Linked DNA regions of Homo sapiens: region 1 is linked to region 2. A link is an interaction called in ENCODE POLR2A ChIA-PET data of the cell type or tissue named here. Cell type or tissue: B cell. All regions are shown on one strand. Each heading gives the region's core, and the rest is flanking DNA. Links, peaks and the distances in the headings are about the cores only.

Region 1 (11,622 bases), core at 2,064-10,063, 56 kb after region 2:
TGTGCTATTTAGGAATGGGATAGATTAGAAACTATACCATAAACCTAGGTGAAGCAAAGAAAGTCAGAAGACGGGGACTAATAAGAGAGGAAGAGCAGCAGGTTTTCTAGTCTGGAGGGAGGCGCTGCTCCTGTCCCTCGGTGCACACCGCCCTCACCTTCTCCCAGCAGCTCGGTTTTCACACAGCAATCCTGCTGAGGCTCCCCCCTCGCCGGAACTGCCTGTTAGAGAGAAACAACAGCCGTCAGCCGGGTTCAGTGGGAGGCCGCTTTTCCAAATGGACATCATTTGGAAAAAGTCAAAAAATCGTAGTTACAACATTCACCATGAGCTGCTGGACAGTCAGATTTACTCCTGCCAGCTGGTTACAGTCGCCTCCAGCAGAAGAACTGGCATTCAGAACACAGTCCAAGGAAACTTCTCCTGTATTTCTATTTTTGAAGACAGTTTCTTAACAATAAGAACGCATTCATGTATCATTTATATAATTAGATATCTGAAATCTTTGGGCTCTGTTACAGGAGTGTTACAATTTATTTCAAAATGCATTCTACTGCTGACAATAATTCATATATTTCAAATGTCCAACCTCCTACAAAAAATTATAGAAATAGATAAATCAAGAAAATTCAATAAGGAACTTAAATCACTAAATCTTTGAGATTAAGCATCTATAGAGGTATGTATTATACAAGGCCTCTTACAATTTTTTTGTTGAGACAGAGTTCACTCTCTCGCCCAGGCTGGAGTACAGTGGCGCGATCTCGGCTCACTGCAACCTCTGCTTCCACAGTTCAAGCGATTCTCAGGCCTCACCCACCTGAGTAGCTGGGACTACAGGTGCACACCACCACACCCAGATGCTTTTTGTGTTTTCAGTAGAGATGGGGGTTTCGCCATGTTGGCCAGGCTGGTCTCAAACTCCTGGCCTCAAGTGATCCGCCCGCCTCAGCCTCCCAAAGTGCTGGGATTAGAGGTGTGAGCCACTGCACTTGGGTGGCACTTGGACAGAATTTTTTTTTTTTTTTTTACACAAAAATCCTTGCCTTCAAGAAGCTTAGAGTCTGGTTGGAGAAGTGAACATAAACACATAAAACACTCCTAGCCAGGCCTCTCCCGACGCAGCAGCAGGACCATGGAGTCCATAAGGAGGCAGCAGGGAGTCTGCAAATGCCCCACCCACAGCTGGGGGCCGGGGAAGAGGGCTGCTGACCACTCTGGGCAGTTGGAGATGCCAGACTGCAAGTGGGAGCTGTCAGGCTGACACCCACACCTGGTGATGTGATACTGGAGAAAGCCCTCTGGTGAGGCCACTGGAAGCTGGAAGTGGGCAGGAAGCCTCCGGGTCAGAGTGATAAAATAGGAACAACTGAGGGAGGCACACTTGGTGCTCCGAGTCCACAACCAGAAGAGGAGAGGCACAGACTTGCCCGAGGTCACTAGGAGCAGCCAGTCAGACAGCTGCAGGAGGCCAGCCACGCACTGATTCCATCTTTAATTGACTATCAACAGGTAAGAAGAGGCTGCAAAAACCCGGGTGTCCAGCGTCTGGATGAGAAAACATGTCAACAATGGGGCCTCTCAACAGAACCCCTCCTCCCCACAAAGCAGACGCCAGGCCAGCCCCTACCTGAGCCCGGATGTGCCTACTGCTTTCCAGGGCTCACATCCATATGGTCTCGCTGCCTTCTGGGCTGACTTGGTAACACCGGACCTAACTGCATCACCCTCCCCAGGAGCTGGTCTTAGCAACTGTGCACAGCCCACCCCACCACGGTAAGGCAGGGGGGCCCAGGTTTCCACCTCCCACCCCCTGATCTCCCACTGCCAAGCCAGGGCCAGCAGCCCAGCTGCTCATGGCCAGCCCTCGAACATGCAGAGCACGCTACCTTTCCTGGTCCATCACAGCTGTACGCCAGCCAGCTCAGCCTGCACCCTTCACACCTACCCCCCAACAGGAGCTCTCCGGGGTCCCTGCAATCCTTCCAGGAGTCCAGGAGGTCAAAACTATTTTCATGGTAATACTAGGACCTCAATTGCCTTTTTCACTGTGCTGATATTTGCACAGACGGTGCCCAAGCGGTGGTGTCAGCCCCTTTGCATCGACCAGGTCAGGACACCGAAGTGTACTCCAGCAACTGAACTCTTGACCAGCAGGCACTTGGGGGGCTCGCCTGAGAGTGCCCTGGATGAGGCAGTGAGATGATGGCCTGTGAGCACAGCTCTCCAGCGTTCCACATCAGAGGAAGGGGGCAGGCAGCAGGCCAGGCACAGTGGCTGCGTGGAACCCGAAGCTTTCCTCACTCACAGAGCATCTTCACTTAAAAGAACAACTGGCAAAATGTATGCCACTCAGACCTGAACATACCACTCAGGCCTGGACATGCCACTCAGACCTGGACATGCCACTCAGGCCTGGACATGCCACTCAGTCAGACCTGGACATCTGGCAGACATTTCCACAGAACAGAGTGAGCCTCAAAGAAAACAACCAGTAGTATTTGTTGCCAATGTTAAAACTCTACCTTTTGAATTTTCGAAACACATGTAAATGTGTATCTGTCCCCATGAGCTTGAAAGTTTCTCCATATTTATGACTTTTCTTATTACATGAGCGGTATCATTAGTGACTATGATTTTTGATACCATATAATAAAATGTGTCAACATGGGGAAGATCTTCCTAACAAGGTGAGCTGACACTCCCCAAATGCCCAGTGCCTAATATTCAAAATCACGCATGGGACAAAGATGCATCCAAGATGGGCTTTAATGTCACAGAGGAAGAAGGTCATTGGCACAGTTTCACCTTGTTGAGTTTTCGTGTCATATCAAAGCAGAATAGCTGCAATTATCTGAAAAGATATCAAAATACTTCCCCCTTGCCAACCACATGTCTATGGGAGACCAGATTTTCTTCAGACAGTATCACCTCAGGCTGGGTGCAGAAGCCAATCTGCAAATCCAGCTGACTCTTCGATTAGCCAGACATGACAGAGATGGACCAACATGGAAAACAATGCCATTCAACTGAGTTTTTTTCATTCAGAAAAAGTACTTTTCACAGAAACTGCTGTATTCCCTAACATGTAAATAAAATGTTACATGTTTACTTTTATTATTTTTTAAAAATGTGATTTTTAACTTTTCAGTTTTCATTTCTTTTACAGTAACTATCATTAGATACAACCCAATAAACAAGAGCCCTCTGGGGTCCTCAATACTTTTAAGAGCAGGGCCTTGAGGCACACCAAAGACACCCTGCCTGCCACGGCACAGCTCTGCCGACAAGGTCTCCTGGCCTGAGATGAGCCGGGGTGGAGCATGGCAGGGCAGACCTTGTGAGGCTGCCGGGGTCTACAGGCATTTTTGGGCACCAGCTGTGCCCCTCACATGCTGTCCCCTCCTGGAGGCACCCGCCAAACCCCACTCCATCTCACAGTCCTCATCACCACCACCAGCCACAAATCCTACCCACGAAATTAAGTTTTGTAATCTTTTGAAAAAATGTTTAAGAATGCTATGTAACACACTACCGAATAATGTCTAGAATCATCCACCATTCTGCTGTGTGTCCAATTCAACTGCACTCAGGAATCCTCTGACAAGCACTGACCAACATGCCAGGCCTCATACCAGTGTTAGGGCCAGAAACACAGCACAGATGCCTCTGCCTGGTCTGTAGCATCCCCAGTGCTCACTTCCATTAAGGGACAGCTGAGGATGGCCCAGGGCAGAGGCGAAAGGAAAAGGGGGCACCGGGGAGGAGGGAGGCCCAGCAGAGGCAGACAGACCAGGCTCTGCAAGGCAGCGGCTCCGCCCTCTCCTCCAGAACCGTGGCCTCTCCTGACTTCCAGGAGGCTCGGGAAGGTTTTCTCCCAGCAAGGGATGCTGCTTCTGTAGCCCAGGGGCTGCTCCTAGGGTGCTGAAGCACCACAGGCTGGCTTCGGAGACCAGCCCCCCCAAGCAGCGCTGCCAAGTCTCCTTATGGCTGACGGACTCTAGGATTTTATGAAACCTCCAGATTAAGGACAAATTAGTTTACAATACAAATGTAAATGATAGGCCAGGCGCGCTGGCTCACGCCTGTAATCTCAGCAGTTTGGGAGGCTAAGGTGAGTGGATCACCTGAGGTCAGGAGTTGGAGACCAGTCTGGCCAACATGGCGAAACCCCGTCTCTACTAAAAATATAAAAATTAGCCGGGAGTGGTGGCACATGCCTGTAATCCCAGCTACTCGGGAGGCTGAGGCAGGAGAATCACTTTAACCTGGGCGGGGGCGGAGGTTGCAGTGAGCTGAGATCACGCTGCTTCACTCCAGCCTGGGCAAAAGAGCAAAACTCCATCTCAAAAAATATATATATATGTATAAAAGATAAATAATGTCTCAATAAAAAGGAGAAGCCAGGCACAGTGGCTCTCGCTTGCAATCCCAGCACTTTGGGAGGCCGAGGCAGGCGGATCACTTGAGGTCAGGAGTTCGAGACCAGTCTGGCCAACATGGCAAAACCCCATCTCCACTAAAAATACAAAAATTAGTTGGGCGTGGTGGCAGGCACCTGTAATCCCAGCTACTCAGGAGGCTGAGGCAGGAGAATATCTTTAACCCAGGAGGCGGAGGTTGCAGTGAGCCGAGATCACGCCACTGCTCTCTAGCCTGGGCAACAGAGCGAGACTCCGTCTCAAAAATAAATAAGGGGAGGAAGGGCTCCTGTTCATAACAGTGACAGAAATGCTGTCTCATCTCAATCATTCAGCCTAGCACATTATTCCTTCTCCTTGATCTAAGCAAAACAAAATGAATTAGTTAAAACAAAATTGTGTTTTATGTATCCTAAATCAAGACCTTTCCACTCACAACATCCACCTAGCTGGAGTGAGCAAACTACTTGGACTCAGACCCCGCACTGCAGAAGCTCTGCCCAGTCCAGGAAGCCTAGCCAAAAAATTCCCAAAAAAATCATCTGCATTTCCCTCAGGAGCCCCAACCTACAACTCCCCGGGATGGTCCAGGACTCGCCAACCCCCAGGCCAGGTCGGCTCTGCATGCCCTGCCCTGCCATGGCCCCGTGTGCCTTGACTGGCAGAGCCTAGCCCCGCCCCTGATGCCCCACCCCTGCTGACGCCCCACCCCCAACCCCCCAACGCACAAGGCAGAGGAGCCCAGGCAGAAGTGAAGGGTCCAGGTCCACTCCAGGAAGAACGGCCTGGGCCTTCCCCACCTCGCAATTTGGAAGTCCAGGAGAGGGAGGCACTGCAACTCACTTTTCAGAGGTAGACAGGAGCCCCAGAGCTGTGGGGAGAGGAGGGGACCGTGGGCCTCTCTTGGTCAGTACAGGTACCAGGGCAGGGCTGGTCCAGACCTCACAGCCCCAAGACTGCCACAGCCCTCTAGGGCCATCCCCCAACCTCACAGCAACAAGAGACTGAGTGCAGTGCCTACTCCAAACCTACCCTGGGAGGACAGCCCTGACTTGGGGCTTCTCGCTCAGTCAGGAAACCCCTCCTCCCCTTCCGCGTGGGTTGCACCTGCTAACCACAGAGCCAGCCTGACCTCTGCGCCCGCACGGCAAAACACATGACCAGTCCATTTCCACCTGAGCAACAGACCTTACATTTTTAGTGCCACAACTTGTGCACAATGTAGAGTACACACCAGGACGGTGGGTAAGAGAACAAAACCAGTGTGTGCAAAGCATGAACACGAAGCATGCACACATTCCAATTCTCACTCAAACACTGGCTTCAGTTCTTGCCACTTAAAAATCACATTATCTCAAGTCCAGAAAAACCCAGCTCCTTGGAAGTTCTTCTTATCCTCAGTACATCTGCCCAAACTCAAGAACACTCAGGAGATTTCATGTCCAACTTTCAAACGCAAGTTAAAGGAATTCCCAGGCCGGTGTAGTGGCTCATGCCTGTGATCCCAGCATTTTGAGAGGTCAAGGAAGGAGGACTGCTTGAGCTCAGGAGTTCAAGACCAGCCTAGACAAAACAGTGAGACCCCCATCTCTACAAACAATTTTTAAAAATTAGCTAGGAGTGGTGGCACACACCTGTAGTCCCAGCTACTTGGGAGGCTGAGGTGGGAGGTTCCCTTGAACCAAGGCTGGTTCAAGGTTTCCTTGAAACAAGGTTGTACCACTGCACTCCAGCCTGGGTGACAGAGGAAGACGCTGTCAAAAGAAGAAAAGAAAATGGAAAAGGAAGAGAGAGAGGGAGGGAGGGGAGGGGAGGGGATAAAGAAGGGAAGGAAGGGAGGAAAGAAAGAAAAGGAAGGAAGGAACAAGGAAAGGAAAGGAGGGAGGGAGGGAAAGAGAGGAACAAAGAAAGGAAAGGGAAGGAAAGGAAAGAAAGAAGGCAGGAAGAAAAGGAGGGAGGGAGGGCGGGAGGGAGGGAAGGCAGGCGGGAGGGAGGGAAGGCAGGAGGAAGGGAAATTCCCTCCCAGAGCCTGGGATTTCCAGGAATTCTGATGCTTCTTTCAAGTAAAGGGCCTTTTAAATACAAAATCCTAAATAAAAAGATAGAAGGATCAAAGTAAAAAGAAGAGAGGATACCAAGCAGCAATAATGAAGATTCTTGCAAACTAAAGGGGAATGGGGTGAAGGACCAAGACAAATGGCCAAGGGATGACCCAAGGACACTCCTCTCGGAACAGAAATACAGAACTCATTTTAGTCCTAAAACTCTATTCTTCTTAAATACCATTAAAAAAACCAAACACTATCTTAAATGTCCATGTTTCTTAAAATTAAAACCAATAGAAAATCCTCAATCTACAACCAGGGCAAGGCCACAAGCCTCCGGTCTTGGTCCTGCTTGTTTATGAGAACAAAGTGGCCCAGTCCTTCCCTCCAAGTCCCGAGCTCAGTGAGCTCCTTCCTCCCACACATTCCCCTACAGGCTGCAGAGCTGAGGTCACATCATAACCTCACTGTTTACAGACACATAGTGATATGGTTTGGCTCTGTGTCCCCACCAAAATCTCATGTTGAACTGTAATCCCGAATATTGGGGGAGGGGCCTGATGGGAGGTAACTGGATCATGGGGGCAGATGTCCCCCTTGCTGTTTTCGTGATATATCTCACAAGATCTGGTTGTTGGAAAGTGTGTGGCACTTCCCCCTTTGCTCTCTCTTCATCCTTATGGCCAGGTAAGATGTGCTCGCTTCCCCTTTGCCCTCCCGCCATGATTGCTAAGTTTCCTGAGGCCTCCCTAGAAGCAGAAGCCTCTACAGCCCACAGAACCATGAGCTGATCAAACCTCTTTTCTTTATAAATTACCCAGAATTAGGTATATCTTTATAGCAGTGTGAGAACAGACTAATACAGAAAATTGGTACTGGAGAAGTAGGGCATTGCTATAAAGATACCTGAAAATGTGGAAGCAGCTTTGGAAATGGGTAATGGGCCGAAGTTTGAACAGGTTAAAGGGCTAGGAAGAAGAAAGGAAGATGAACTTCCTAGAGGCTTTTTGAATGGTTTTGACCAAAATGCTGACAGTGATATGGACAATGAAGTCCAAGCTGAGGAGGTCTCAGATGGAGATGAGGAACCTATTGGGAATTGGAGTAAAAGTCACTCTTGCTATGCTTTAGCAAAGAGACAGGCGGCACTGTGTCCCTGCTCTAAGGATCTGTGGAACTTTGAACTTGAGAGAGATGATTTAGGGTATGTGGTGGAAGAAATTCCTAAGTAGCAAAGCAGTCAAGATGTGGCCTGGCTGCTTCTAACAGCATACACTCACATGCGTGCACGAAGAGAGTATCTGAAACTGGAACTTATATTTAAAAGGGAAGCAGAGCATAAAAGTTTGGAAATTTTGCAGCCTGACCATGTGGTAGGAAAAAAAGCACATTTTTCAGGGAAGGGGTTCAAGCCAGCTACAGAAATTTGCATGAGGAGCTGAATGTTAATAGCCAAGACAATGGGGAAAATGCCTCAGAGACCTTTGCAGCAGCCCCTCCCATCACAGGCCTGGAGGCCTAGGAAGGAAGAATGGTTTTGTGGGCCAGACCCAGGGCCTTGCTGCTCTGTGCAACCTCAGTACATGGTGTCCGGCATCACAGCCACTCCAGCTCCAGTGGTGGCTGAAACGGCCCCAGATACATCTCAGGACACTGACCCAAAGGGTGCAAGCTGGCAGCTACCAAGGCTTCTACATGGTGTTAACCCAGCAGGTGCACACAGGGCAAGAGTTAAGGCTTGGGAGCCTCCACCTAGATTTCACAGGATGTATGGATATCATCCATACATCTGTGGTGGCGCATGCCTGTAATCCCAGCTACTCAGGAAGCTGAGGCAGGAGAATTGCTTGAATTCAGAGGATGCTGGATGTGGAGGCCAAGTATATGGAAATGTCCAGATGTCCAGACAGAAGCTTCCTGCAGGGGCGAAGCCCCCACGGAGAGCCTCTACTAGGGCAGTGTGGATGGGAAATGTGGGACTGGAGCCCCACATAGAGTCTCCACTGGGGCACTGCCTAGTGGAGCTGTGAGAAGAGGACCACTACCCTCCAGACCCCAGAATGGTAGATCCATCTACGGCTTGTACCACACGCCTAGAAAAGCAGCAGGCACTCAACGCCAGCCCATGAAAGCAGCTGCAGGAGCTGTACCCTGAAGAGCCACAGAGGCAGAGCTGCCCAAGGCCTTGGGAGCCCACCCCTTCCACCAGTGTGGCCTGGAAGTGAGACATGGAGTCAAAGAAGATTATTGTGGAACTCAGACTGCCCTGCTGGGTTTCAGACTTACATGGAGCCTGTAGCCCCTTTGTTTTGGTCAATTTTTCCCTTTTGGAACAGAAGCATTTACCCAATGCCTGTATTACTATTGTTTCTTGGAAGTAAGCTTTTTATTTTACAGGCTGATAGGCAGAAGGGACTTACCTTGTCTCAGATAAGACTTTGGACTTTTGAGTTAATGCTGGAATGAGTTAAGACTTTGGGAAATTGCTGGAAGGCATATTTGTGTTTTGAAATGTGAGAAGGACCCAGCACTTTGGGAGGCCGAGGTGGGTGGATCATGAGGTCAGGAGTTTGAGACCAGCCTGACCAACATGGTGAAACCCTGTCTCTATTAAAAATACAAAAATTAGGCTGGGCGCAGTGGCTCACATCTGTAATCTCAGCACTTTGGGAGGCTGAGGCGAGTAGATCACCTGAGGTCAGAAGTTCGAGACGAGCCTGGCCAACATGGTGAAACCCCGTTTCTACTAAAAATACAAAAATTAAATGGACATGGTGGCGGGCACCTGTAATCCCAGCTACTTGAGAGGCTCAGGCAGGAGAATCACTTGAACCCAGGAGGCAGAGGTTGCAGTGAGCTGAGATCGCACCATTGCACTCCAGCCTGGGCGACAAAAGCAAAACTCCGTCTCAAAAAAAAAAAAAAATTTAACCAGGCATGGTGGCGCGTGCCTGTAATCCCAGCTATTCAGGAGGCTGAGGCAGGAGAATTCCTTGAACCTGGGAGGTGGAGGTTGCAGTGAGCTGAGATCACACCATTGCACTCCAGCCTGGGCAACAAGAGCAAAACTCCATCTCAAAAAAAAAAAAAAAAAAATTAGCCAGGCATGGTGGCGCCCACCTGTAATCCCAGCTACTCAAGAGGCTGAGGCAGGAGAATTGCTCAAACCCGGGAGGCAGAGGTTGCAGTGAGCCAAGATCACACCATTGCACTCCAGCCTGGGCGACAAGAGCAAAACTGCACGTCAAAATAAAATAAAATAAAATAAAAATTAGCCAGGTGTGGTGGCACATGCCTGCAATCCCAGCTACTCAGGAAGCTGAGGCAGGAGAATCACTAGAGCCTGGGGGACAGAGGTTGCAGTGAGCTGAGATCGCATCATTGCACTCCAGCCTAGGTGACAGAGTGAGACTCTGTCTCAAAAAAAAACAAGAGAAAAAAAAAAAAGAAATGTGAAAAGGACATGAGATTTAGGAGGGATCAGGGGCAAAATGATATGGTTTGCTCTGTGTCCCCACCCAAATCTCATGTTTAACTGTAATCCTCAATGTTGGGGGAGGGACCTGGTAGGAGCTGACTGGATCATGGGGGCGGACGTTCCCCTTGCTGTTCTCATGATAATGAGTGAGTTCTCATGAGACCTGGTTGTTGGAAAGTGTGCAGCACTTTCCCCTTCATGCTTTCTCTCTCCTGCCAGCCATGTGAAAATATGCCTGCTTCTCCTAGGCCTTCCGCCATGATTTTAAGTTGCTTGAGGCTTCCCCAGAAGCAGAAACCTATACAGCCTGCCCACAGAACCATGAACCGATTAAACCTCTTTTCCTTATAAATTACCCAGCCTCAGGTATGTCTTTATAGCAGTGTGAGAACGAGCCAATACACCCAGAAACCTGGCATTTTTTATAGTAAAACAAGAGCTACAATTTGTAAAGCCAGAATTGATCACAGGAACAGTTCCTTCACTGACCTATCCAGATTCTCATCAATGTCACAGCCTATAATAAAACCTCAATTAGAACAGTACCTAAGCATCAAGGGCTGAATGCTATGGTAGGGAGGGTGGGGTGGCATGGCAGGGGTGCAAAATCTACCCAATCCATGATCAAAATGGGTCACAACAGCAACAAATCAAACCTTTTGAGAAAGGAGAACAGCGGACTAATGAGGCCCACCTCAGCACACATTTGACGTGCTTGAGCTGGACTCCACCATCCTTCTAGAAAACAACATTGTCTTCTTCCGAATGCCCACTTTAATATATTGTCTAAGGCACTGATGTGGCTGGAGAAAAAAGGATTATTTCCCACTTCGTGAAGTTTTTTCCTTAAATGTTAATTGGTGGGTTCAGATAGACACAAAAACTTAAGGGGAAAAAAGTTCCCCAGATAGTGAAGTAGAACTCAGACCCCATGCTGCACGTGGAGGCCAAGTACACAAGCAGCTCCCGGGGAGGTGGGCACTACAGGCTGTCATGACATGAGACACCCAGTTACATTCACAGCTCAGAAAATATCCAAAAGGGATAGAGGGATAGGAGAAATACTCACATGTCAAGTCCATAAAATAAATGTATTTTATAGGTAAATACTGGTGTGTAGCTATATTCATGCCAGTGACCTCACAAATTCTCTTTAGCAACACAGGACAGAAGACAGTAACCTCTTTATTCCACATGATGATATACATTTACGTAACTGAAATGTTCTTCATGATTAAAATAAAAAGCTTCAAGTTTTTACAACACTACCACTTTATTTGTATGTCTCTTCCTCTAAATGTAATCATAAAATAAGCATGCAATAATCACAACTTAACATAATCTGTAGGAAAAACAAAGGCAGCATATACATATTTGCTTGTTCATTCATTTTTAGAAACAGGGTCTTGTTCTGTCACCCAGGCTGGAGTGCAGTGGTGCAACCACAGCTCACTGCAACCTCCAACTCCTGGGCTCAAGAGATCCTCCCACTTAGGCCTTCCATAGGTGGGACTACAGGCATGTACCACTGTGCCAGGCCAACATCTTTTTCTCTTTTTTTTTTTTTTTGAGACAGAGTCTTGCTCTGTCACCCAGGCTGGAATGCAGTGGCGCAATCTCGACTCACTATAACCTCCGCCTCCTGGGCTCAAGCGATTCTCTTGCCTCAGCCTCCCAA
Region 2 (11,622 bases), core at 1,196-9,195:
AACACAGAGGAACCTGCTGAGTTGCCACCTAAGTGTGGGATTCACAGAATCCAGACTATGGGAGCCTCGAAGCTTCCAACAGCCTGGGTTGTTCAACAGACACATTGAAAGAAAAAGAAGGGACCGAGAACAATATAGAAATTGAAGGACAGATGGGCAGCAGTGCCACAGGGGAAGCTACAAACCTAAACAGTGAAACTGACCCTGGAAGTGGGCGTTGTGGGAGTCGGGACAGAGGCTGCTGGGCGGGGCTGCCGGGAAGAACACAAGCGGGGACAGGCTGGGGCGGCGGGGGCGGGGGGAGTGGGGCAGTGAGGGGAGTGGGGCTGGGGGGTCAGGCTCCGCTTCTCCACCTTGGCGGTGTTTACCAGAGCTCAGCTGAAGTTGGTTTGTTCAGCCCAATGTTTGTTTTGTATGGTCTTCGGGATCTACGTTTCATTTAATTTAATTTATTATTATTTTGAGTTTTCTATCCAAAAAATAAGTGAGAGCCCAAGGGATCTGTGTTTAATTTTAAACAAAAAAAGCTTACCACACATTGAATACAGAGAAGACCATGAGTTCTTAAGAATGCTAAGGGAGAAAGGGAGGTGGAGAGGGGACAGAGAGAAGCAAAATCAAGCCCTCCGGATACCACTAGAGGTTGTTAGAGCACCCATTCATTACTCTGCAAAGACAAGTAGCTATTTATTCTGCCAATCCCGGCTGAAGCTTGTTTCAGAGGTACGAAACAGCCCTAGCAGATGTGGGGAAGTTCTTCTGTACCAAAGAATTCCAGCCTGTACTTGCAGGAGGAATGACAGAATGGCAAAATCACCATTTTGAAACTTTGAATGAAACAATGGATGCAGGCAGTGGTCACCAAGGACAATACCGCCTTCGGGCGGACAGGCGGCCGCCGCAGAAACCCAGAGCCTTCTCAGCACCGCTCCCAGCGCACGAACCTCCACAGCATTCTCGCCAGAATTAAATCATAAAATAAAAATCTTAGGTACTTGAATGTAAACCAAGTCTTTGAATCTAACTTTCAGGCTATAGGAACTAAGGCAAATGACTTAAACAACACAAGAAAGTTATGAGCTAAGTCCAGAATCTGGAATCCAGATTCTTTTAGCCAACAGCGTGGCAAATGGGAAGAAGCAGGGGACAGAGAGAATGTTCTGGGTGAAAGAAACACAAAAGACTTAAGAGACATTGCAGCAGATTGATTTAATGAGTGGAACCAGTTTGGATCCAATTAGAAAGAGAGAAAAAAAGTAAAAGGCATTTTGTCAACAGACCTTTGACCATGGACTAGGCACTAAATAATAACAGGAAATTGTTATTTTTGTTACATGTGAAAAGCATTGCTGTTATGTGAGACAATGGTCCATTTTTGATCTTAATAGAAACACACTGTGCTATTCAGTAGTAAAATGGGGTTTGTTTTAAAACAGTAAGTAGTTCAAAACCAAGAAAGAAGGGTGGGAGAGAACGCTGGTGACAGAGGAGCCGAGTCGAGGGTTCCAAAGGCTAACTGCGCCCTCACTTGTCACTATGGAAAGTTCTTTTGAAACAAGTGAGAGGCTCTGCAGAGGGGCCGAGTGTGGCAGAACATGCAGCGAGTGACATGAACACTCAGAGGTGGGAAAAGCCGTCACATAGGGAGCCCGCTGGGCACACGTGCCACAGATGAGAGGCGCTGACGCAGACGTCGCCTAGCTGGGATGAGACAAAAGCAACGCCAGTGTCGGAGTCTGAGTAAAGGCATGTGCACCGGAAACGTGGAGATACAGAGAGAAAAGTCACAGGGAAGCACGTGTCACACGGGGATCTGACTCCACTGGATCCTGTTTAACACCTACGGAGAAGGAGAAGAGGAGGCGAACCAGTGGTTCTCAAAGTGTGGTCCCTGGACCAGAAGCATCAGGAGAAACGGGGAACACTTTAGAAAAGCAAAATCCCAGCCAGGCCAGACCTGCTGAATCAGAAACCCCGGCCACGCCAACAGGCACCAGGGTGAGGGCCATGGGCGAAACTGACTGGCCTGTTCCAGGGCTCTGCCCGCTCCTCCCGGGTGTTGCCCATGCTCCCCGACACAGCGGTCGGGCCTGACCTTTGGAACAAGGCTCCCATTCCTGCCTTCCTCACAGCAGGCCAGTGAGTCTGGAGGCGCCACCTGGCCCCTCTCACGGGCCTCACCTGTATCACCTGGGCGACGGCCGATGCTGCACAGGCTGCCGTGGACCTGGAGGAGCGCCCTACGCAAAAGGCTTGGAATAATGCCCAGCATTGCTACACGGATGGTTGTCCTGTTCACAGCTCACTTACTTCCACAATGTGCAGCTAAGACGCAATAATCGAGCTGAAGATGGATCCGCTGGCCAATAAGACCAGGAAACTCGTGGAAGCAACAGCCTGACACACCCCTCAGGAAGCAGACGACACTAATGGCCACGTGCTGACTTCGGCCACAGCAAATGCAAGCCCGGGGCAGCCAGACACCTGAGCAGTGTGACTGCATGTGGTGCCTCTCGGCCTGGTGCCAACAAGCCTCCTGCTCAGACCCTCACCATGGCCAGCCATGGTCACGAGGCTCTGAGGGCTGAAAGAAATCGTGTTAAAAAGAACTGGAGAAATTCTCAGAAAACATTAATTCCGTCTGTGCTCTGCCTGATCCCCCCTCCTGTCCCAGAGGCAGCAGAGACGGGACGTGCTGAACCCTCTGAGTCTGTGATCCCCGGTGAAAGGAGGGAGGTGGCCGAGGCCCGGCCCTTGCGGGGCCTGCCCTGCAGGAAACCACAGTTCTGGGCAGTTCTGGACTCACCTTGGTGTGACTATCCTGCCTCAATCTACTCACTTTGTTTATAGCAAGGTAGGAAAAACCTTGACAAAACCATGATCATAAAAAAGAAATACAACAGGCCATTTTCATTCAAAGACTTTGTCTACACAGTCCTCCTTTTTAACAAGCTCTAGACCTGTGTTTCATCATCTGCCGTGATTTCACTGTTGGGATCTGCTCGATTGGTTCTGCGCAGAATCCACTCAGGCTCCCGCCCTGGTCACGCAGCACAACTCACTCGAGGGGCTGTCGGGGCCCCTGCTGGGCTGGGCTTTCTCACTCACTCCTCGTGGCTGCTTTAAATGAAAACAAACGTGCTTACTTCATGGTCCACGCTCTCTGTAGCCATGCACTGGTTGTTGGCCAGTGTGGTGATCTCTCGACTCTTCGGTGTTTCCATCCGGCAGCTGCAGAGAGGCACTTCCTGGAGGCCGTCTGTCTCCAGCACATCTGGACCGTTGGCCAACCCTAACGTCACACAGACACATGTCAGCTCATGCAATCCTGACCTCAAAAGAACATCTAGAAAGTGATCGATTATAGTCTCAACAGTGATCTCACACGCCAGGAAATGAAAGCAATGCGGTTGATTACCCAGCACAAACAGCCCTGCGTGGGGCGGGGATGGCCACCACCTGGGCAACATGAAGGGGTGGCCTGTGCCTCCCCAGCTAACAAACCCCCTGACAGGGTCTCAAGAGGCACCTATTAACCTGTGTTCTCAGGTTCTCAGGACCCAGGACACAAGTTCCAAAGCCAGAGGCTGGTACCTCTGGCAGTAGCTCCTAAATCTTTTGCTTTCAAACAAAAGAGCATTCACTGCCCTTTAAGACCTTGTTTTCCTACTTGGTTTTAGAATGGCAGCCACAAAAAAAAAAAAATCAGTTTGGAAGGTTTTAATAACGGTTCATCTATTATCTAGAATCTCACTCACCTACTACAATAGTCCAAAGAGCCCATTTATTAGGCTGAAAGAGGAAAGCACCAGAAAAACAAGGAAAGATAAACTAGAGGAGAATTAGAGCTCAATATGCAGCTGACAATGACAGCATAGTCCATAGGGAAGGCTGCAGCAGGGCCATGGTCAGGCAGGCGGCCTTGGGCCCGTCCCAGCACAGCCAGGGCTGGTGCCCCCATGCCCTGCCCCAGCCCCGGATGGGAGAGACGGGCAAGGCCAAGGCTGTTGAGCAGCAGGGGCGGGGGTGGAGGGCACCGCCAGGAAGACCCTTAAGCTTGGCAAGTGGCTACAGTGGGTGCCGCTCCCAAAGGAAGCCAGATCGCATTTCACGTTTTCTTTTTTGTTAAACAGTCAAAGCAGAAATAGAAGATGAATCATTGTCTCAAATACTCACTATTACCTCTCTTAATTAAAAATAATTAACTCTTGGCTGGGCGCGGTGGCTCACGCCTGTAATCCCAGCACTTTGGGAGGCCAAGGCGGGCAGATCACGAGGTCAGGAGATCGAGACCCTCCTGGACAACATGGTGAAACCCCGTCTCTACTAAAAAAAAAAATACAAAAATTAGCTGGGCATGGGGCACATGCCTGTAATCCCAGCTACTCAGGAGGCTGAGGCAGGAGAATCACTTGAACCAGGGAGTCGGAGGTTGTAGTGAGCTGAGATTGTGCCACTGCACTCCAGTCTGGCAACAGAGTGAGACTCCGTCTCAAAAAAAAACATTAACTCTTGTTTTCACATCTAAAAATATAGTGTTAAAGTAAATTAAAATGGAGACCAAGACTAAAGAATCCTTGAACAGACAAAGCCAGTTGAGCCAAGGAGGCCATCTTGACCTTGCTTGATTTGAAAACAAAGGATATCTTGGGCTACTTTTGGCAAATGCCTATAGTAAAGAAAAATAAAACTTAAGCTCTACCATTCAGAAGCAGCCAACCAATCTCTAGAACTAGGGACTTTCCAGCAGGGACAGAACAAACGAGGAAACTGCGTCATGAACCAGTGGGGTGTTTTCCTGGCTTTACTCCCACGTTCACCCTAAAAATCCTTCCCCTCGTGTTTCCTCAGTGCAGCTCCCAACGTGCTTCTGGTTTGGAGCTGCCTCGTTCATGAATCGCTGCTCAAGGAAACCCTTTAAAAGCTGCACTGTGCCTTAGTGCATCTTTTTATTTTTTCTGAGCCAGAGTCTCGCTCTGTCGCCCAGGCTGGAGTGCAGTGGTGCGATCTCAGCTCACTGCAAGCTCTGCCCCCAGGTTCAAGCCATTCTCCCGCCTCAGCCTCCCAAGTAGCTGGGACTACAGGCGCCCGCCACCACGCCTGGCTAATTTTTTGTATTTCAGTAGAGACGGGGTTTCACTGTGTTAGCCAGGATGGTCTCGATCTCCTGACCTTGTGATCTGCCCACCTCGGCCTCCCAAAGTGCTGGGATTACAGGCCTGAGCCGCCCTGCCAGCCTCTTAGTGCATCTTTTACCAACACCCATGCTGAGTCACCACAGCCGCTTCTGTCTGTCTCTAGCCCATTTGGAATCTGATATTGGTCACGGCCAGGAGAGAATCCAAATCTGTGCAAAGAGCCAAAAAGCACGTGAACGGTCCACGCTGCCGTCAAGGACTCTGTGCAGGAGGCACTTCCTAATCATGTGCTGCCCGAGGTCCCAGCCTCGCCTCTGGATCACCCAAACCCCTAAAGACCAGGAAAACGATGAAGTGAAACTTGAATTCAAATCACTACAAGTTTAAAGCTGGGGGGGTCTCTGAGATGATCCTGCTCAGCAACCTGATTTTTAAAAGGAGAAAACACACACAAACCCCACAACGCTGTGAGATAACTGTCCTACCACAGCACTGGCCAACAGCAGCCAAGAGGCTGCAGTGAGATAGGTAAGAACCCAGGGCCTACACGCTTGGATAACAATGCAGTGGCTCAGACACCTCCGTGGAGGTGGAGTGTTTCTGTTCCCACAGTGGAACTACCAGGGACATCAAACGAACTGACTGAAGCAAGCCTCAAGCAATCAACCTCCGCCAAGCTCTGCCTCTCCCGCCCTAGCCCACGTTGCCATGGTTACCGACTCCTGGCCCCTCCCAGGCTCAGACCCTCTGCCTCCTGTTGCTGCTGGGTGACATCGCCATTCAGCCTCAATAAGGCAGGCCCAAGAGCAAGGCAACGGGGAAAGAGACGAATGCATACGGAGAGGACTTCTCATCTTCATATTCTCCTTGGCCCAAGGCTCAAGCCTGGACCCCCTGACCCACAACCAGCGGCATCACCTGCCCCCACTGACCCGCTCAGCACACTCCACAGGCCGATGGCGCCTGTCCCATCTGAAACACACACCACCCAGGTCTCCCAGAGCCCCAGACGCCATCCAGCGCCACTTGACCACTGCCTCCCTCTGGGGTCCCGGGCCACACGGCCAGCACCAGCACAGTGGGCGCACCGCCTGTCTCTTCTACACACTGATGATCTACATCAAGAGCATGACTGAACAGGCCAATCGCTGACTGACCAATCGGCGCTGATCAAACACAGGGAAATCAATTCTGGGAGGCAGTTTACAAAATGTCACACAAGCTGAGGAGCCTCTACTCCCTGCCATTTCTCCTCCGGCTTTGTGTTGGCTCTCGCCCTTTGGCCCTGATGCTCGGCACCATCCTTCCTTTAGAGCTACCTTCCCCCGACCTCACCAGAGACAGCAGGCGCACACTGACAGGTGGAACGGCCTTCATGTGCCAGCTCCCGGTCTCCTGCCACTCAGCATGCCCAAGGCCACCACAGCAGGAGTCGATTTGACAAAATGAAATACTATTTACTCCTTAAAACCAAGTAACTTCCTGAGACCTCCAAATCTAAAAGCAAGTTTAGAGAACTGAAACACCCAGTGTTATACTCGGAAAGCATGGGGTGACCATGCGAAGGACTTCGTGATGCTTGAGGGGGTTCTGCTCCATTTGGTGCAAGAAGAGGAAAAAATATCATCGTTTCCATGACGGACTAGGCTAAGATTTCTTTTGTTGTTGTTGCTGCTGTTGTTGTTTTTTGTTTTTTTTTTAATTGAGACGGAGTCTCGCTGTCGCCCAGGCTGGAGTGCAGTGGTGCCATCTCGGCTCATTGCAAGCTCTGCTTCCTGGGTTCACACCATTCTCCTGCCTCAGCCTCCCGAGTAGCTGGGACTATAGGCGCCCGCCACTACGCCCGGCTAATTTTTTGTATTTTTAGTAGAGACGGGGTTTCATCATGTCAGCCAGGATGGTCTCGATCTCCTGACCTCGTGATCTGCCCACCTCGGCCTCCCAAAGTGCTGGGATTACAGGTGTGAGCCACCGCGCCCAGCCGGACTAGCCTAAGATTTCTATCTTAAGCTAAAGATGTGATTTCCTAGGTGAATTACATAGGTGACTCAAACCTCCCTCAGTGTTCAAAACCCTAAAAAGCTAGCTATTTGTCATTTTTAAATGGCCCATTAAGCCCCCTGCAGTGGTCTGCAATGCCACACCAGTAAGATCTGTGGGGAATGTAAATAAGATTTGCATTTCCTCCACATCATGCTTCGAATAAATCTTCCCAAATAATCAAATAGGTATTAGCTACTTTTCACTCATATAAGGTTTCTAAGTTGCTTAAAAAGAGAAAAAACTGATAGAAAGTGTGAGAACGGACAACTTCTGGCACAACAACTCCCAACAGAAGCTGCTGATTCACCTGTGATTTAGAGGTACAAAAATACACTAAATACGAATATTCCATTACAGAACGTATGTCAGAACTCTCAGCTCAACACTGACCAGGGACATATTTCAGCCAATCAGAGACACCTTATTCAACAGTACGTCCCCGTGTGTCCTGAGATGCCACCAGGGAGGGCGTCTGGCCGTGGGCAATCCTCCACGGAGCACGCCTGACCCACGGAGGGAGATGACCGCCACGCTGGGCCATGCTTGGGCTTCGCCAGTTGACTCTTAGAGGGTTTCCGTAATGTCTCTTTCTTCACTTGAACACCGGGACACAGCAAACGCACCCCATCCTGTCTACACCTCAGCTGGAAGTGATGCAGTTAACCCGATCTTCTACTAGTGTCCACCAAGGGGCATCATGCTAATACAGAGGAAGGAGCCCAGAAGACAAAGGACCAAGATGGTGCCCGGTCTAAGTTACACCACCACATTCACCTTCTGCTTGTGAAGACAGAATTCCTTTGACTCGGAGATCCAGGGAGTCCAGAGAAACTTCCATGTACCCTGTGCTGTCTCCTGGTGCCGTCTGCTCAGCGCTTCCTGCAGATGACTTATACGACTCAGAACCTAGGTATGAAAGGCACACACATCAGACACCACGCACCCAGGCGGCCGCACCCACCCAGACGCACAGGGCAGCAAGGCTGGGGCCCCAGGAAATGGACTACTTCTAATTAATCCATTCAAAACCACAAGTTGAAACCCACTATGGTTTAGACCATTCCAGTTTCACTATCATTTTCTCTCCCGCATATTATTTTGCTAATTCCCCCTTTTAGACATAATATTCATGGGGGAGGAGAGAAGCTGTATAGACAAAAACAAAGGCACCAACATGTCAGCACATCTTTCTCTGTAACTACACCAACTACATAAAAGCTATCAAATGATCAAAGAAACAGATAAAAACATGGTAGTCATATGTTGTAGATTATTTTTAAATAAAACAGAAAAATCTAACTTGCAGATTTGAAAGATCAGATGTAAAGTAGCTAAAGAGATGGCCCAAGGTGCCATGTTGCAGGCAAATCTGTGTCAGAGAGAAAGCAATGACCTCCCGGGCGTCCTGGCTGAAATCCAGGGAGGCTCCCGGAAAGGATCAGTGTCGACTCCAGTAAACACGGGAGGCTCACGACACCCACAGAAGGTGCCAGGGAGCAGGGTGCTGTGAGAAGGACCGGTGTCCCCTGGCTGGCAGCGAGGGCAGTGGGGGGTGCAAACACTTCTGTGGGCTTCCCTGCCCTCAAGGACACACGAGTGGTGGCCAGGCCAGCCTGTCCACACTTCCCAGGAGGGCCGGAGAAAGATATATAAAATTGGGTGTTTGTAATCACAAGGGCATTCACTGAGGAGGCCTATGAAAGTGTGTACCTGTACCAGGTAATATCTAACTCCGGCCAAGGGCAGATGGTCACATTTCACAGCCAAGCTTCTAGGGACTAGTCACCAATCTTATTTCAATGACTGGAAATAAATGAACACTAGCACAGAGAGGTATGGTAACCAGTCTTTTCATTCAAGCCACATGCTCCACCTAGATCTTAGACAGACAGGAAAAGTCAACCACCTTTGAGAAATCACCATCATCAACTTGAAGAACAGGAGTACACTTTGTATAGTTTTAAACGAAAAGAAGATTTAAATAAAAAATTCATAAAGAAATAAAATTCAAACTCCTCTGTGAATATTTAAAAGCACACATTTTGCACATTACAGCCAAGATGACAAAGATGAAATCTCTACCCCAAAAACAACTTTTAGTCTTGGCTCTAAAATGCTTTTGTTGGCCAACAGTAAAAGCCACATCTGGTGTTATGATCTGAATCAATAAACTGAGGTGAAGAGAAACGTAACTGAAGCACCACATGCAGCTCCCGGGGGGCTCACACGTCCTCCACCCTCAAACGCCAGGAGCCTCCATGGTGACTGCCTCACGCCCCAGGTCTCCCGCAACCCTCTCTTTTCAGGGGATGACGCCTCCCCAACATCCAGTTAACAGAGGTACTCTACATTGGGGAATCTAGATTAGCCAAAATCACTGTGAATAAGAACAAAGTGCTGCCACTCGGTGACACTGGTATAAGGATAAACAAATAAATAAATGAAACAGACCAGAATGTCCAGGAACAGCCCACACACTGAATGTCAACAGGTGGAGAAAAATCAACTCAAGCAGCAGTGCCTATGGCAGCTGCACACCCACTGCCAAGAAGGGGCCTGCGCCACAGCTCACTCAAACATCAGTGCAAAATGAACCGACAGGCAAGCGCGGAGCCTGCAGATGCCAAGAAGAAAACAAGGGACAAAACCTCTGTGACCTGGGTCTGTCAAAGATTTCTTAGAGCACAAAAGCATGAACCCCCCAAGTAAAATAACTCGTAACTTGGACTTCAAGAAAACCTTAAAAACGTTTGCTCTTCTAAATACAGCATTAGGAAAATGAAAAGGCAGGTCAGAGACTAGGTACAAATACATGCAAAACATCCACCTGATAAAAGACTTGTCTCCAGAATATGTTAAAAACTCTTTTAACCCAATGAGAAGAAAAACAACCAGATTTTAAAAGTGAGCAAAAGATGTGAACAGACACGTTTCAAAAAAACTAAATGAAGGCTAAAATGTACAATCTCATTACTCATTAGGTAACAGCATTGAAACTACAGTAAAACACCACTGCACACCCACAGATCCACTGGAATTAAAAAGACTAACCCTAACAAGTGCTGGCGTGGACAGAGGGGAACTGGAATGCTTGTGTGTTGTCTGGACCTAAAACAGGACGAGTGCTTGGAAAACAGCTTGGCAGCTTCCTGAAGAGCTGAACACACGCCACTCTACTCAGCCATTCCACTCCCAGATACCTAACCAAGATCTAGGGAAGCACCTGTTCAAAAAAGATTTGCACACAAATGTTCACGGCCACTTAATTTCTAGCAGCCAAGGCTGGAAAGAGCCCAAAGCCCATGGACGGATGAATGGACAGATAAGACTGTGGGGCAGCCACACAATGGGACACTTCTCAGCAATGGACAGAAACAAACTCCTGGCCATTCGACAGCCTGGCAACTCAAAACAATTATACTCAGAGAAGCCAGATGAAAAACAACCACACAGTTCCATCTATATAAAATTCTACAGAACACTAACCAATACATGGAAACAGAGCAGACCAGGGGCTGCCTGGGAGCAGGGAAGGGAGGCAGGGAAGGGGCCAGGTTATCAAAGGGCAGGAGGGACCCGGGGTGACAGAGGAGCTCATGGCACTGATCATCTGACTGTGGTGATGGATTCAAGGTCATAAGCATGTTAAAACTTGTCAAATTGTGTAATTTATTTCTGTGCATTTTATTGGATGCCAGGTGCACCTCGGTTAAGCTGGAAACAAAAACGGCCCTTGGCACCCTAAACCTGCTGCATCCCTTCTGGGTTTGAGGAGATTTCCTTCCTACATTCACGTTGTGATTCACAAAGTTCCTCTGGAACAGGGGACTCTGACCGAGGCACAGGTGCCTCACTGAGGGGCCGCTTCCTGCACACAACGTGGGAGCTGCCCATGCAGGCCACAGGTTCCAGTCACCCATGCGGGCAGCAAATGATTCACCTCGGTTCAACATTCAACAATGAAGTTGGGGCCGGGCGCAGTGGCTCACACCTGTAATCCCAGCACTTTGGGAGGCCAAAACGGGCAGATCGCTTGAGCTCAGGAGTTCGAGACCAGCCTGGCCAACATAGCAAAACCCCATCTCTACCAAAAAAACACAAAAAAATAAGCTGGGCATGATGGCACACGCCTATAGTCCCAGCTTCTTGGGGAGATGAGGTAGGATGATCGCCTGAGCCCAGAAGGTGGAAGCTGCAGTGAGCTGAGATCGTGCCACTGCGCTCCAGCCTGGGTAACAGAACCAGATCCTGTCTCAAAAAAAAAAAATTAAATTAAAAACAACAACAGTGAAGTCAACGTCCACTACATTGGCCAGAAGGAAACTACTTTAGAATCACTTGAGTTTCTCTAACAAAGTCATTTCAAACATTTTTTTTAAACAGTGATGCCCTCTTTTCTAATGAAATCCTACGCACCCCAACCCCAGGTGGGCCTCCTGGC

The links. Peaks named below come from ENCODE experiments on the same cell type or tissue, not always from the same donor. Only the 100,000 strongest peaks of a DNase experiment are listed, where the experiment ranks them.
Region 1: POLR2A ChIA-PET joins it to region 2 with 5 read pairs; 4 of 35 experiments call an interaction of 5 or more read pairs at or near these places.

What each region holds. Positions count from the first base shown.
Region 1 is chr9:137,699,566-137,711,187 of GRCh38, reverse strand. EHMT1 (euchromatic histone lysine methyltransferase 1) reads right to left here. Exons shown (of 27, transcript NM_024757.5): 2 at 158-221. Among named protein-coding and RNA genes, the nearest start is that of EHMT1, 86 kb to the right of the region's middle. RefSeq lists an enhancer at 1,730-2,691. In B cell, for the core only: no CTCF peak of the experiment used is centred there; a DNase peak (open chromatin) is centred at 5,537; H3K4me3 peaks cover 617 bases; H3K27ac peaks cover 4,054 bases.
Region 2 is chr9:137,754,345-137,765,966 of GRCh38, reverse strand. EHMT1 (euchromatic histone lysine methyltransferase 1) reads right to left here. Exons shown (of 27, transcript NM_024757.5): 9 at 7,956-8,087; 10 at 3,147-3,292. Among named protein-coding and RNA genes, the nearest start is that of MIR602, 78 kb to the left of the region's middle. RefSeq lists enhancers at 1,592-2,791, 3,158-3,257, 3,378-3,427, 4,595-4,744, 6,735-6,904 and 2 more. In B cell, for the core only: no CTCF peak of the experiment used is centred there; DNase peaks (open chromatin) are centred at 4,796, 5,836, 6,696, 8,166 and 2 weaker places; H3K4me3 peaks cover 4,766 bases; H3K27ac peaks cover 7,031 bases.